2 separate regions of the Mus musculus genome follow, and region 1 is linked to region 2. The links are chromatin loops, found by intact Hi-C in ENCODE. Cell type or tissue: heart. All regions are shown on one strand.

The links. Peaks named below come from ENCODE experiments on the same cell type or tissue, not always from the same donor. Only the 100,000 strongest peaks of a DNase experiment are listed, where the experiment ranks them.
Region 1: a loop joins it to region 2, with 2.2 times the contacts of the local background. A loop is called at or near these places in 3 of 42 quality-filtered maps.

What each region holds. Positions count from the first base shown.
Region 1 is chr13:93,088,496-93,096,495 of GRCm38, reverse strand. Cmya5 (cardiomyopathy associated 5) reads left to right here. Exons shown (of 13, transcript NM_023821.3): 2 at 1-7,376. A630019I02Rik (RIKEN cDNA A630019I02 gene) reads right to left here and starts at 1,663. Exons shown (of 4, transcript NR_046182.1): 1 at 1,333-1,663; 2 at 757-782; 3 at 445-641. In heart, no CTCF peak of the experiment used is centred here; no DNase peak of the experiment used is centred here.
Region 2 is chr13:93,189,527-93,197,526 of GRCm38, reverse strand. It overlaps Tent2 (terminal nucleotidyltransferase 2), which reads left to right and starts at 5,110. Exons shown (of 15, transcript NM_133905.3): 1 at 5,110-5,433. It overlaps Gm41020 (a long non-coding RNA gene), which reads left to right. Exons shown (of 3, transcript XR_873808.1): 3 at 150-188. In heart, a CTCF peak has its summit at 4,971; a DNase peak (open chromatin) is centred at 4,996; H3K4me3 peaks cover 3,478 bases; H3K27ac peaks cover 2,286 bases.

The DNA of each region.
Region 1 (8,000 bases), 100 kb after region 2:
GTCCTTTAGCTTCTAAGGAGACTTCCCCATCGCCTTTGTCCCCTGAAGTAGAGCACAGAAAAGAGCCCATTCTACCAACACAGATGACATTCACACCTGAACGTATCACTTTGTCCGAGGAAGAAAGAGAAGAAAACGAGTCTGTTTCTACCGATTCTGCTTTTGTATCTGAGTATTCAGTCCTACAGGATTTGAACCATACACCAGAGAAGCTGGAAGTAGAGGCAGTTTCTGTATCTGATGTGAAATCTAGCAATGAACCTGCAGTCTTTTCAGAGGACGACGAGGAACGTGAGTCTTATTCCCCAGCTATGACCTCTGTATCTGAGCAGTCTCTTTCTCCATCCACCACTGAGAAGACATCTGCCATCCAGTCCCCACTCTTTTCAACAGTTTCACCAGTCCTGTCTGGAGATGAGGCCTCAGAGAGCGTGTGTCACTCACCAGAATCTGAATCTGCGGCTGAGTATTCTGTTCCAGCACATGCGCAAGAGTTGCTGTTGAAAACAGGTGACCACAAGCTCCCATTAAAGTCCCAACGTGTTTCTGAGCCCATCATTCAGGCAGAAGATGAGAAAGAAGATATTGGGCTACTTCCCCCAGCAGCACTGAGCCAGGCAGTTCTATCGGAAGATGAGAGTCTAGGAAGTGGAAGTTTCGCATCAGATTCAAAGCTGCCATTTAAACCCTCGGTTTCACAAAATGCAACACGGGAATCCCCCCAAAAAACAATAGATGACATGCCCCAATTCAAACCAAGAGGCCTTTCTGATCCTGCAACCCTGTTAGAAGAAGAAAAGGAAGCCATTGGAGTTGGGCTATCTTCATCCAATGAGGTCTCTGCAGTGGAATGCGCTCTCCCCCCACAAACCACTGAGCTGCTTTCTGAAAGCCATGCCCCACCTCCCTGGGCCATCTCATCCGAACAAGTGGTCCAATCAGAAGAAGGGAGCAGAGACCAGCAGCGGGGCTCATTCTCTTCCACACCAGAGCTTGGCCACACATCTCCTCTGCTTCTAAAGGGTGCCTCCTCACCCACAGGTCTATCAGAGCAAGGGCAGGAAGAGGACAATATTGGGCCCCTTTCCCCTGATTCTGCATTTGCGTCAGAATTCTCATTCTCACCCTATCCGACTCAGGAACTAGAGAAGAGAGAGCTGGGGCGGGATTCTCCACTGTGCTTAACGTCCCCCTCTGAGCAGACTGTTCTGTCTGATGAGGACACGGAAGAGGCTGACCTCTTTTCTCCGGATTCAGCATCACAGGTGTCAATCCCACCATACCGAATCGCAGAAACAGAGCAAAACAAGGTCGAGCCAGACGAATTACTACCTAGGAGGTCTGCTCCAGACTATCCCTACTTCTCAGAGGCAGATGAAGAAGAGGCGGGGTCCTCAGTGGTCACGCCTGTGCCTGAGCATTCTGAGCCATCGCAGGAGCGGGAGGAGTCTTCCCCTTGTAGGCCTGTGTTCGAAGATCTGAGCCTGCTACCTTCGGCAGATAAGACCGGCCAAGCAGAAACTATGTCAGATGTTCCAACAATTTCAACCTCTGTGTCTGAATATCTCATCCTGGCACAGCAGGAGAAAACTCAGGCATCTTTGGAGCCTGAGGCTGAAGATTTGGTACCACCACCAACCAGTGGATGGGAGAAGAGAGATGCAAAGAGTAGTCTGCCAGCAGTTACAATAGCAGCTTCCTCTTCTGCACTCTCATCAGTGGTAAAGGAAGAAACCACATCCGTTTTGCCCACCTCTCAGCCCTCAGTTTCACCCGAGTCAACCTGTGTGCTTAAGCCAGAGCAGGAGCCCACAGCACCTCTCACTCTAACAAGTGCAGATGAACAGATGGCTTTGCCCAGAGTCGGAAGGGAAAAAGCTGTGCTGGATTCTCAAGAAGCGACAGCACACAAATCGCAGGATCAGACACCAGAGCCTCGGCTCCCAAATGTTCCAGGGTCTGGGATGAAATATTCAGTTTTGTCTGACTTGGGAGATGAGCCAAAGGCGGATGTCAAACTCAATTTAGCTCCAACTGTGACTTCTGAACTAGAACAGAGAATGTTGTCAAAGAATGAGCCTGAAGTGGCAAAACCACACTCACCTCCAGAGGAAACATCTATTTCTGGACCTAAGGTTTTATCTGCAGTGAAAACGGAAGTGAAACAGGAGTCCAAAATAACCAGGGAACTTCCTGCGGCTTCATCGGGGAGAGAGAGGGGAGCAGAACACAGTCCACCTGCACCACCTGCACTTCCAGCATTGATGGAAGAGATGGGGAAAGACACAGAAGCCAGCTCTTCTGCCACCACAGTGCCAGTAACTAAGCTTGATTCAAATTCAACTAAATTAGGCAGGGATGAAGTCCTGACAGATCCATCTCTTGCCAGCCCTGTGGAACACCCAGGCTTAAAGGGAGTAGGGAAGAGCGAGTTAGGCAGTGGTTTGCCTTTGCCCAGCATGTCTACCTCAGAGGTGTTAAGGCCTGAACCCAAACTTCCTGTCAACTCAGGGGTTGAGGTAGAGAGAGAAGACAACGAGCCACCTCCATTGCAAGTGTCACCCACATCCAAACCCACGGTGCCAAATGACAAACACGAGGAGATAACAAGGTCTCCTGATTCTGAAAATGTAGTTTCAGATGATTTAGCTCCAACATTACTGGCCCTCAGACATGAGATGAACAGGCAAGCAGAGGAGACATCTTCTCCAGTGCCGGGGAGTTTCCTGTCAGGAGAGCAAGAGCTTATAAAGCTCCCCCCAGAGCCTGAGAAGCACAAACAGTTATCAGAAGTACCAACTGCTGGGTCAGAACTCATTGATAGTAGAGATAGAGATAGATCCTTAGGTATAGAACCAGTAAAACCCATCGGAACGGAACCAGGGCCTTCTATCTTAGAAAAGGGCCCCGCTGAGCTTCAGAGAAGAGGAAAAGAACAAGAAGAAAACAGGAAGCTTCCTGTGCCTGCCTCAGCTCCATTAGAGACTGCTTCTTTTGACCTCCCCATTGAGCAAAAAGAGCCTAAACGGACCCTTCATGAGGGCCAAGCTGTTGAGGTGCCTGATGAGAGCAGCTCTTCTGCAGATAAGCCAGAGCTGGGTGTTAAACAATTGGCAGAGAAGAAGGAGAATTTGGAGCAACCCAAGCCATTTGTGACAACTGAGCGTGCCAGTGTTACAGGATCAAAAGTGAAAGAGAGTCTCATTTCTCCAAAGGACAACACCTGGATGCTGGAAAAGCCAGATGGCTTAGTCAATCAGCATGAAGATAGAAAACCAGGAACTGGGCAGCTGGAGTCCTCTGAGAGCACTGATCTGATGTCAGAGAAACTTGGGGCTGCTCCACTGGATACAGATCACACATCTGAAACCAGAAACCAAGAAACAAGCAAAGCACCAGTGTCTGGTGAGAAGCTATCTCAGGAACCCAGAAGGGTTCAGTCAAAGGCTGTAGATGATTCTGAGGAAGGGAGAAAGCTAGCCTCTGGCAACGTGGAAGTACTCACCCAAAGTAAATCTGTCCCTGCTGTGAAAGCAAAAGCCACACCTCAACCTCCAGAGACCCCAGAGGTGACACAAAAGCCATCTGAGAAGTCACTCGTCACTGAGCAAGGTCTTCCTGCAGAGAAGGGAAAGAAAGGCATTTCATCTTTTAAATCATGGATGTCTAGTTTATTGTTTGGATCAAGCATTCCAGATAGTAAGGTCTCTGACAACGAAGATCTAGAAACTCGTCCAGGTCCCTCTGTAGAGAAAGCAGTACCTGCCATAGAGCCTAAAGGTACAGTTCCTGCTGAGGTTAATATAGCCGAGAAGCCAGCGGTTCATTCATTACCTGAGGTCACAGTTAAACTGGCCGAGGAGCCCAAAGGCGTTTCAGTTAAATCCAGCATAAGTCAAGACCTTAAAGAAAAACTCACATTTTTATCAAACGAAGACGTTTTAAAGCAACCTAAGTCTAACTCTGAAAACTATGGGCAGAAGGAACTGCCAGGCTTCTCAGAAGGAATGGGCGAAAGCTTAGCTACTTCAGTTGGTGACAAACATCCTGGAATTCATCCTTGTTCCCCTATGGGTGAGAAAGTGGGTATGGAAGAAGCCCAAAACATGGCTCCTCTTCATATTACTGAGAGCCAAAGACGCCAGAAGCCAGAGGTCTCTTCTCCGTCTATGTGGAATATTTCTGCACGTAAGGAAGAGCCAAGCAGTGATCACAAGGAAACATGGCTCTCGTCATCTGACGTAGTAGATAGAATGCCACAGAAGCCCAAATCAGCCCAGTCCGCCTTCACAAGGATGAACTCAGAGGAACCAGCATCAATGATTCTGCCAGTGGAATCAAAAGGCAGTTTAAGTGATCTTGGTGAAGACAGACTTAGACAAGAAATGCCAAAACCCACTTCTTTGGAACATTGTGAAGAGGAAGTGGAACGTCCAACAGAGGAGAAGGATGGCTGGGAAACTAGATCATTTTCCTTGGCAGGGAAGAGGGGCCTGGCAGAGAAGCAAGAAATCATGGCTCCCTTGGAACTCAGGGAAAATGAAGCAGTAGGAGAGTTGCAAAGGATGCCGGAATCTCGACCTTTCAAATTGGAAGAATCAAAAGCTGCTGAGAGGCTTGAACAGCGCATCTCTCCAACTGAAAAGCTCATGGAAAAACCCAGCAAGACTCTTGCTTTGGATAGGAGAGAAAAGGAAGTGCAGGAATGGGTATTTTCAGAAGGAGAGAAGCAAGAATACCCCCCTGCAGCCATGCCTGTGCCTGGAGCATCAGCTGTTTCTTTGGATAAGGCTCAACCACATTTGCTGGCTAAACCAACACCAGTTGTTGAAAAACCAGAACATATAGTCACAGAGGTATACCCAGAAATTAGGGAGAGAAAGGCAGCAGAAACCCAACCACATCCCCAGGAAGAAGGTAAAACTTTAGTAGAGAAAACCAAGGTTTCCCGTGTGGAGTCTCCCCATGGAGAGGAAACGGATGGCCATTCTCTTACTCAGGAAGGAAATCTGGAGTTGGAAAAGTCAGGTGAGAGTAGAGTGGATCTCAAAGAGGAAAGGAGGCGGTTCGTGATGCCCGAGTTGTCCCTTGGTGCTTCAGTGGCTGCGGAAGATGGAAGTGTGCAGCCAAGACCCCTATCTAAGGATGCTGCTAGGGTATCAGACATGACTGATGAAACAAAGCATTTAGGAACGCCGCCAACTCAGCCGTCAGCTGTAGAACCACAAACTCTTGTTTTAGGAACTTCTGTAGAACATACAGTGAAGAAACAAGAAACATGGTCAGACAGGCCCACAGTCCACACTTTCCAGACATCTAAAGACTACACGGAAGAGATGCTGAAACAGTCTGTTCTTATTTCAAAGCATCACTTGGAAGCTGTGGAAGATGTGCACAGAAACGAACCGCCCTCTTCAGCAGCAAGTAACTATACTCAGTTTATGCTTAGTGCATCAGAGATCAGTGCTGATGGAGTTCCTCCTATGGGAGGCACAGCCCAGGAGCCTGAAGGCACCTCTGTGAAAGATGAAGAATTTTCAGTAACCAGCAAGCCAGCTGGCCTTTCAGAAGATCAGAAGAGTGCCTTTAGCATCATTTCTGAAGGCTGCGAGATATTGAATATCCATGCCCCTGCCTTCATCCCTTCAGTGGATCAGGAAGAAAGTGAACAAATGCAAGATAAGTTACAGTATTTGGAAGAGAAAGCTTCATTTAAAAGCATATCTGTTCATGATGAGAAGAAGGCAGCTGCTTCCCATAAAACGCAGAAGAGCAAGTTAGAAGTTCCTGATAGGAAAATTACATCACTGAAGGAAAATGAGACAAAGGAAACTCATAAGACAAAGGAGGAGATAGCCACAGACTCAGGAATGGGTGATTTCACACCTATCCAACCCACAGTTTCTGGTGAAGAGGATTATTTTGAAAAATATACTTTGATTGATTATAACCTCTCCCCAGGCTCAGGAAAACAGAAATCAACTGTTGAGGAATCTTCAGAGGAAGCCACCAAAACACTGACTTCTTTCCCAGAAAGTTCAGCTGAACAGGCCCTAGACCATGAATATAACTTAGTAAAGTTAGACGAGAGCTTTTATGGGCCAGAAAAGGATGATAGCAAATTATCTCATGCAGAGATGCAAAAGTCTTTGGCTATCCAAAAACCAGATGACAGAAATGCTCCAAAGGGTATCAGTAGAGATGTGGACTCCAGGTCTCCTGGGATGCCTTTATTTGATGTGGAGGAAGGAGTTCTATCAAAAAGACAAATATTTCCCACCACCCCCAAGGCTGTCAACCCTGAGCTGCTAGAGGAGCCCCCAGCACTTTCCTTCTTCTATAAGGATCTGTATGAAGGGGCGGGTGGGGAGAAAAATGAAGGCGAAACAGCTTCAGAAGGTGACAGTGTGGACTCTGAGACATCATTCCCAAGGCGACATTCTGACACTGATGATGGACCAGGTATGTATTTTGAGAAGTACATACTCAAAGACGACATTCTTCATGACGAAACTGTAACTCAAGAAGATCAAGGCCAAGGCCTGGAAGAAAAGCCAGTTGGTGAAGAGGATTCACAGCAACTGAGAGTTGCAGAAAGAGAGATCAGGAGAAAGCCTGAAACTAGTTTTTGGGAGAAAAATCTGGAAGAACAGCACAAAGTTGTTGGCCGGGAAGGAGAACCCACAGGCCACATGGAGACCCTTGATGAGGCGGCAATGCAGCAGAAAGCTCCCATTACAGAGCAAGTCAGAGCAGTCACCCAGAAGATGAGCTATGCAGTTCCATTCCAGGACACCCGCTGTGTTCTGGAGAGTGAGCCAAGCAGCCAGGGTAATGAGGCAGGAAATGCAAGTCCAGATGTCAATCTGAATGTCCCCGTACAAGAGTCTTTCCCAGAAGAAGAATCTGCAGCAGGTGCCACCTATGCTCCTGAAGTATTGCAAGAGAGGCTGGTCCCATCTGTGTCCCGGGAAGAGAGGCTCCACAATACCCCTGTGCAGGATGAGTATGACTTTGTTGGCTCTCTGAATCAGGAAGCAGCCAGTCAAGCCATCTTACCAGAAGAGCCAGGTTCAGAATCCTCACCCAAAGAAGTGTTATCTCAAGGATCAGAATCCTTTGAGCACATCAGGGAACAGGAGCTCACGAGTGAGGGGGAACCAAGAATGTCTGCTTCACAGGAAGTGTGGGACAGGACAGAAGACCAATCAGCAAGAGAATCAGTGACCGCTAAGACACAAAAGGAACCGAAAAAGACTCAGGCTGAATCTTACTGCTACACCTGCAAAAGCCTGGTCTCTGAAATGGACAAGGCACTGGACATTCACAAAGACCACGAGGTTTCAGCACTCGACACGGCTATAAGTGCTGTTAAGGTAAACCAACTTAACACACACAAATCGTACATAGATATTGGGTTTGCTTTCACATTTTCTTAAAAATGACCGCTATTTAATATTTATTTTAAGCAAAATGGTCTGAAAACATATGGATATTTCTCTAAGAACTTAGTTACGACTAGCTTATCTGTTATTTTTATGGGTAGAATATGTGTCAGAGCACTTTTCTAGGTTCTAAGGAAATTGCTATCTCATAACAAAGACCCTTAATGTTATAAAAAAGTAAAATGCTACACATTAGCACACAAAGCAATTACTTTCTGTGATCAATAATTTTGTCCTTTAAAATTTGAATCTACTACCCTAGCCAATTCTATTCTAAATGCTAAAAAATGCTTGAAACAGTAAGATTTTAATTTTGAGTCTCATTATATCACATTTCGCCAGAGATGCTGTTGAGAAACATGGAACCACTAAGCAACCATCCACTGAGCACCCATCTGCTAAGCAACCATCCACTGAACACCCATTCACTGAGCATCCATCCACTGAGTACCCAACCACTGAGAACCCATCCACTGAACACTCATCCACTGAGCACCCATCCACTGAGCACTCATCCACTGAGCACCCATCCACTCATCCACTGAGCATCCATCC
Region 2 (8,000 bases):
TGGATTACATTTATTGATTACATATGTTAAACCATCCCTGCATCTCTGAGATGAAGCCAACTTGATCATAGTGGATAATCTTTTTGATGCAGTCTCAGATTCAATTTGCAAGTATCTTACTAAGAATATTTTTATCTATGTCCTTGTAGTGGCTATTCCTGGTTGTCAACTTGACTATATTTGGAATGAACTACAATCCAGAATTGGAAGGCTCACCAGTGACCCTTATCTGGAGGCTTGGAGATCCTTATCTGGATCTTGGTATGGAGATCTTGAGCCATAGTGGCTATGGATTCCAGAAGATTAAATCTCCGAGTTTAAGGAACACACCTTTAATCTGGGCTACACCTTCTGCTGGAGACAATATAAGGACATTGGAAGAAGGGAGTCTAGCTCTTGCTCCTTCGCCTGCTTGCTGTGTGAGACTGAGTAACTGCTAGATCCTTGGATTTCCATTCACAGCTGCGACTGAACCATTGTTGGGAATTGGGCTGCCGACTGTAAGTCATCAATAAATTCTTTTACTATATAGAGACTATCCATAAGTTCTGTGACTCTAGAGAACCCTAACTAATACAGTCCTTAAGGGATATTGGTCTATAATTTTCTTTCTGTTGTTGGATCTTTGTGTAGATTTGGGAATAGTAACCTCACAAGAATTAGGAACTGGGGCTGGTGAGATGGCTCAGTGGTTAAGAGCACTGACTGCTCTTCCGAAGGTCCTGAGTTCAAACCCCAGCAACCACATGGTGGCTCACAACCATCTGTAATGAGATCTGATGCCCTCTTCTGGTGTGTCTGAAGACAGCTACAGTGTACTTACATATAATAAATAAATAAATCTTAAAAAAAAAAGAATTAGGAACTGTCCCTTCAGTTTCTATCTTGTAGGAATAATTCCAGATGTATTGGTGTTATTGATGCTCTTCCTGAGATATCTGGTAGAATTCTGCACTGAATCCATCTGTCCTTGGGTTATTTTGGTTAGAAGACTTTTAATTACTACTTCTATTTCACTGTTATGGGTTTGTTTGAATTGTTTGATCTTGATTTAACATTGTTTGTGTATGTATTGAGAAACTTATCCATTTCTTTTAGATTTTTGTTTTTTGTTTTCTTTTTTTTAAATAGATTTTATTTATTTATTTCATGTGTGTGTGAGTACACTATAGCTGTCTCCAGACACACCAGAAGAGGGCATCTGATCCCCATTACAGATGGTTGTGAGCCACCATGTGGTTGCTGGGAATTGAACTCAGGACCTCTGGAAGAGCAGTCAGTGCTCTTAACCACTGAGCAATCTCTCCAGCTCAGATTTTTGGTTTTGTGGAGTACAGATTTTAAAAGTATATTCTTATGGTTCTCTGAATTATCCTAGTGTCTGATATGATGCCCTCTTTCATCTCTAGTATTATTAATTTGGATCTTCTCTTTGTCTTTTTGTTAAATTGGCTAAGGGCTTGTCAATTTGTTGATTTTTCTCTATGAACCTACTTGTCAATTCATTAATTCTTTGTATTTTTTTCCTCCTTGTTTCTATTTCATTGAGTTTGATTATTTCTTGCTACCTGTGTCTTGGGGTGTTACTTCTTGTTGTTCTAGAGCTTTCAGGTGTGCTGTTAAAGTACTGAGATAACTTTAGTATTATGTTGTAAGCACCATGATGAATTACCTCTTTTAATTAAGCTTTCATCTCATCGTATGATTGGAAATGTTATTTTCATTTTTGTTTAATTCTAAAAAACAAAAATTTAATTTCTTTCCTGATTTCTGTCTTGATCCAGTTTTCATTTAACAGTGAATTGTTCCGTTCCATGAGTTTGTATACATTCTTTTGCTGCTGTTATCCAATTTTACTTTATGGTGGTCAGATAGGAAGCAGGGTGTTATTTTGAATTTCTTATATTTGTTAATACTTGTTTCATGTCCTAATATCTGGTCAGTTTTGGAGAAAGTTCCATGAGCTGCTGAAAAGAAACTATATCCTTTGTGTTTGGGGGAAATGTTCTCTAAATATTTCCTAGGTCCACTAGATTCATGATGCCACTTAACTTCCCACTTCTCTGTTTAGTTCTGGTCAGGATGACCTGTCCGTCGGTGAGAATGGAGTACTGAGGTCACTTACTGTCACTGAGTGTCGATATGTGGTTTTAGCTGTAGTAGTATTTCTCTTATGAACTTGGATGTTCTTATATTTGGTACATAAATGTTTAGATTTGCAACATCCTTTTGGTAGATGGGATGGCTATTCAAAGTGACCAACTTGAGTATATCTGAAATATATATATATCTTGACAATATCTGGAACTCAAACCTAAGGTGCAGAATAAACTTGTGAGAGATTTCTCTTGATTGGACCATTTGAAGTGAGAAGACCCACTTATATCTGGGCTATATCTTTTAGTGGCAGCCTATATAAATGATATGGAAAAAGAAACTTGCTTTCTATGCCTAGTTCCCCTTATTCTTGTTTTCAAGTTGATTCCTTCACTGGCATTACAACCTCCTTCTATCACACACTGAAAACGATCTGAGACATGGTGGGCTCAGCAACTACTGGATTCTTCTGCCAGGAGACAGCTATTCTTGGAATAATCAGGCCACTGACTGTAAGCCACTCTAATAAATCTCAAATATGTGTGTGTGTGTGTGTGTATTCATATACATGCATATATTTTTTATTCTATCAGTGCTGTTTCTCTAGAGAACCCTGACTAATAAAATAAAATTTTCTTTTAATGATTATAAGCTGGGTGTGGTGGCACACGCCTTTAATCCCAGCACTTGGGAGGCAGAGGCAGGCGGATTTCTGAGTTCGAGGCCAGCCTGGTCTACAAAGTGAGTTCCAGGACAGCCAGGGCTATACAGAGAAACCCTGTCTCGAAGAACCAAAAAAAAAAAAAAAAAAAAAAAATCACAGGTCTCAAGTTTTATTTTCTTTCATAACCACTGAGCCATCTCTCCAGCCCCCCACAACTGAGTTTCATACTGGCTCATTGATTTGCTTTGCCACCAGGGTAAGGTTTTTTTTTTTCACCCTCCATCCTCTTCTACATTTATTGTCAGATTTCTTGATGATAGCATTCTGTCTGGAGTGAGAATTAACTTATTCAAAGTAATTTTAATTTACAGTTCTCTGATAACTAGGGATGTTGAACAGTTTTAAAAGTAGTTATTGGTGTTTCATATTTGTGAGCCAATTCTGTCATAGTTTTTTTTTTTAAGTTTAAAAAACTCTTTAATGTGTATGTGGTGGTGAAGTGTATACAATGTAATTGGTAGTGGAAATGTGAAGTCCTAAGTGGAGCTTCATGGTTTAAAACAGCCATTCTAATTGTATAGAAGTTCGTGAAGATGAATCAGTTTGGTACTGGGCAGGTGTGAGCATGCTGTTGGCTGTGGTGAACTCTTTCATGACTTCCTAGCTACACTGCACTGAAATTTCTGAAGCCATGAGCCAACTGAAACCTTTCTATCAGATATTTTGGTTAGAGTGAGGAGAAAATTCATAAATACAGTCTCCCTTTTAAAATGCACATGAATACTATCCACCATAAAGCTGGAATACCTGCATTATGCTCAGAAAGAACGTACTTCAGAGTAATAATAACAGCAAAAAGTAGGTCAGTTTACAATGTAGATCTTTCCATAACAATAAAAACTTTCTCTGGCGGGTGATAAATAAGGGCAGTAGCAGCTGACAGACAGAAAAGAAATAGAGAATGAGCCATAATTATAGCCATATTTCAGTACTTTTTCAGTGCTGGGTATTGAACCCAGAGACTCATACATGATAGGCTGACATTTTTGTTTGTTTGTTTTAGGTTTTTCGAGATAAGGTTTCTCTGTGTAGCCCTGGCTGTCCTGGAACTCACTCTGTAGCCCAGGCTGGCCTTGAACTCAGAAATCCGCCTGCCTCTGCCTCCCAAGTGCTGGGATTAAAGGCGTGCACCACCACACCTGTCTTGGCCCTAGCCTTCTTATATGCCCTTTTTATGCCCGAAAAGACAAGCAAGACAGGAAACCAGAGCCATGTTGAAGATCAACTTAACTGACATTTATAAAATACTCTACACAATAACTGAACATACTTTATTACCAAAGCACAATTAACATTTACCACATCAGATGATACTCGGAAGCACGTGACAAGTTTTTTAAAAAATTATTTAAATGATTCAAATATAATTTATAAAGACTTTGCAAGTCAAGTGAAACGAAAACTCTTTATCGAAATAAGTGGGATTCAGTTAAGTTATTATTCATATAGTAAGTTATCAAACGACTCTAAGTATTATCACAGAAATGACCTCAGTTTGTGAATTAAGGTAGAAAAATTAAAAATTGAATAACTATTGAGTTCGAGGCCAGCCTGGTCTACAAAGTGAGTTCCAGGACAGCCAGGGCTATACAGAGAAACCCTGTCCCGACAAAACAAAAACAAAACAAAAACAAAAAAACAACCAAACTAAAAACAATGGGGGAAAAAAACCCAGAATAAATAACAAGAAAACCAAAAAGCAGTAAACAAATCATTACTTTCGGGATTGGGAACGGTCAGATTCTACGGGGACAAAACAGGGCTATTGTTTACAGATATTCATCAATAAATCAAGCAGTTTAGACAGTTTCACCAGATACTAAAGTTCTCTCAATGAGAAACAATGGTGGGTATTTGTTAGACAAGTGAGTGCGAGCTAGGGCAGGGTAATGTGTGGGTGGTTTTGGGGGCCTTAGAGGCATGATTTTGTCTCCAAGAAACTGTTTTTGTTTGTTTGTTGTTGAGGAGAACATCACCCACGATTTCATACTGATCTTTCCAGCAATGGGAAGGTTGGTTTTGGATATCTCCTGGAAGGCCCTCCATGGACAGAACAGGCCTCCTGGAAATGGCCAGCGGCACGTAACTTAGGAGGCGGCGCCAGCGGAGCGGGGTGGCCTACTGCCCTGCGGAAGGGCCGGGCTGTACCTTCCCTCGCCACCATCTCAGCAGCCGCCGCAGACTCCCTGGCTGGACCAGGGTGGGGCTGTGCGCCTGCGCAGCTCAGCAAACGCGCTCTCCAGTGTCGGCTGCCGGAAGTCTGACCTTTCGCTCCCGCTGATGATTCCTTTCCGGGGTCACGTTGATCTTCCGGGTCCTGTGACAGGGTTGTCTACGCCGCCTTTTCGGCGACTTTTTAGTCTTCCGCCTTTTTTTTTTTTTCCTCCCCCACCCCCCTTTCTTTTTGTTGTCGCCACCCCCAGCCTTCCACGGCCGCGCGGGCCTGGCCTTAGGCTCGTGACTCTCCGCCGCCCTGCCCGCCCGAGCTGGGCCTCGCTGCGCCGGGCCGCTGGCTGCTCCTACCTCTGCCTGCTCGGGCGGCAGCTCCGGCCTGGGAGCGTGTTGGCGGGCAGTGCCGCTGGGCCCCGCTCGGCCCTTCGGCGTGGACGCCGGTGAGTTTCAGGGCTTCGGTGGGGATGCACGAGTGCAGGCCCCGGTCCCCGGCCGGGCGCGTGAAACTTGGCTGAGACTGGCGCTGTGTTTTGCGCGGGAGAGCCTGGCGCTCCCCCGGAGCTCCCTGGATTAGGGGCGTTCCCAGGCCGCCGGACTTTGGGAAGAATGTTGGCCTTTCTCTGATCTGTCTTCTCGCTAGTTCTCATGTCGCCTCCCGCCCTCTCCTCACTCCCTAGACCGAAAGAGTAAGACTGTCTTGATACTCCCTCTTGGAGTTCCAAAAGGCAGTGGAGACCCAAGGTAAATGTCTAAATTAACGAACTCTTGTGGAAGGCATTTATCTCTGAGACAATTAAACAGCATGGAGTCATCTCAGTCAGGTCAGGACTGGCTGATGGTCGAATTCACTTTTCCTAGTCATATTTGTGGTTGGGCTCTCCTTTCTTTAACTGCTTAAGAACACAAGGGGCAATGTGTTTCCTGGTATCTGTGATTTAAGTTTCTTGTTTTGCCCTATTTGAGCGTTGTTTAAAGTAATTAGTTTGTTGATAAGAGGAAGAGGAAAAATTGTGCAGGTCAAACAGGATTGGAAATTTAACGTGTTTAGCGTATGGTTTTTGTGAAGTCACACTACCATCATAGTACATAGTTTAGTACTATAGGGCTTTGCTGTGTTAACAGCTATTAACACGGTTAATCTGTACTGATTAGTAACCTGTAATAGAAACACTGGTTGGTGTGAATTGCCCCAATTGTATGTGTTCGAGAAATACACAGACTCTGTGAAACTCTTAGATGGAATTTAATTTTTAATAAAAAGAATGCTCTGTTCAGAGCCTGAAGGTGGTTTTGACAGTGCATGCTGAGCAGGATCTGGGAGTTACACTTGTGTTGTAGAACAAAGAACTGATCCAAGACACTTAGAGTGCACACATAACTTGATTAAGCCATGCAGTTCTTGTAGGAAATTGCTACTTTCTCAGGAATCTTGGTGAAGAGACAGTTATGTAAACTTGAGTAGTCTATAACTTCTTGTTGAGATCAATTTGACTAAAGTTAATTCCAGTTGCAAATTAAGAGACCAAATACTGTTATCACTAGAAATACTCTGTTACTGTCTTGTCTCGTGTCTTCATTTACACATAAACCTGTATTAATCTTGCCTTGATTTAAGCATATTAGACAAAACAGTCTTTAAGGTTCTTTTCTCAAGGCAAGAAGTAGTACAATGCTTTTTAAAAACAGTACACATTTTACCTAGATTATCCTATTTTATTGTTTTGTACAGATTTAAAAGCCAGTAACTTTTAAGATATGAAAAGTAGGATACTATCTATTTCTGGATGTTACTATAAAATTTAGTCATACTACTACAGAAAATGTGAAATAACTTACAGGTAGTCTCTAGTGGGGGAAGCTTTTTAAAGACTATAACGAAAATGGTTAAAATTTTATGAAGTTCTGATATAGTGATGATAGTTTCACTTGATCTTATTTCATTAAACTATTTTACAAACATCTCTTGTGTTTTGTTTTGCTATTCAGTCAGGATCTCTCTCTATAGCTTTAGCTAGCCTAGACCTTACCATGTTTTTGGACCAGGCAGGCCTTGAACTCACAGAGATCTGCCTCCCTCTGTCTTTTAAGCAATGGGATCAAAGGTTTGTATGCCACCACACCTGGCTCCTTTGTGTTTTTGCAGTAGATTATTGTTTTAATATCATTACAATCATTGAAGTATATTAGAAAACAGTTTTGAAATCTCTGGGTTTTGATTAACTTTCTTATCTCTAGAGGATTGTTTAGGCTATGGGGGTGGGGGGTGTAAGCCTAGAATGCTGTTGGTTAACTTTCTTAGGAATGGTTCTGTTTGAAGTCTGTCAGGTAAGTTTGGCTTAAGGGTCAGGATTCCTGAGAGAACCTGACTAGTATTTTATTTTAGGACTCCAGAAGAATGACTGTTTCTCAGAGGCAGGCTGATCTCTGTGAGTTCAGGGCCAGCCAGGCCTAGAGTTCCAAGACAGCAAGGCTACACAGGGAGAATATTTCTCAATAAAATAATATATGGAAGTTAATACTTATTTTGCATTTGAATATACTGAGTTAGATATGTACCCTAGAATTTTTGGCTAAGAAAATTTTAAGCCAAGAATCATCTGGTTTTAATGTTGTAGGGTAGTTCTGTATACCATATCCTCTTTTGACTTCTACTTAGTTTGGATTTGATCATGTAATGGTATAGAAATAAAAGTGAGAGCTTATTACCGACATTTCTGAATCTTTTAAGTCTGAATGCAGACATATAGGACTTGTTTGGGTCCAGAAGAAAAAAACCAGCATATTGTTGATTGGAACTGGAGTCACCGTGTTGGTAGTGAGGGCTGTACCTGGGTCCTCTGTAAGAGCTGTCAGTGCTCTTGACCTCAAACACTCCAGTCCTCCTTGTTTGCTTTTAGAGATAGATTTTTCACTCCTTTGAAACTCAGGCTGTACTTACACTTCACATTCCATCTGCCTCAGCCTCCTGAGTTCTGGGATTTCAGGAATGTACCACTACTGCTAGCTG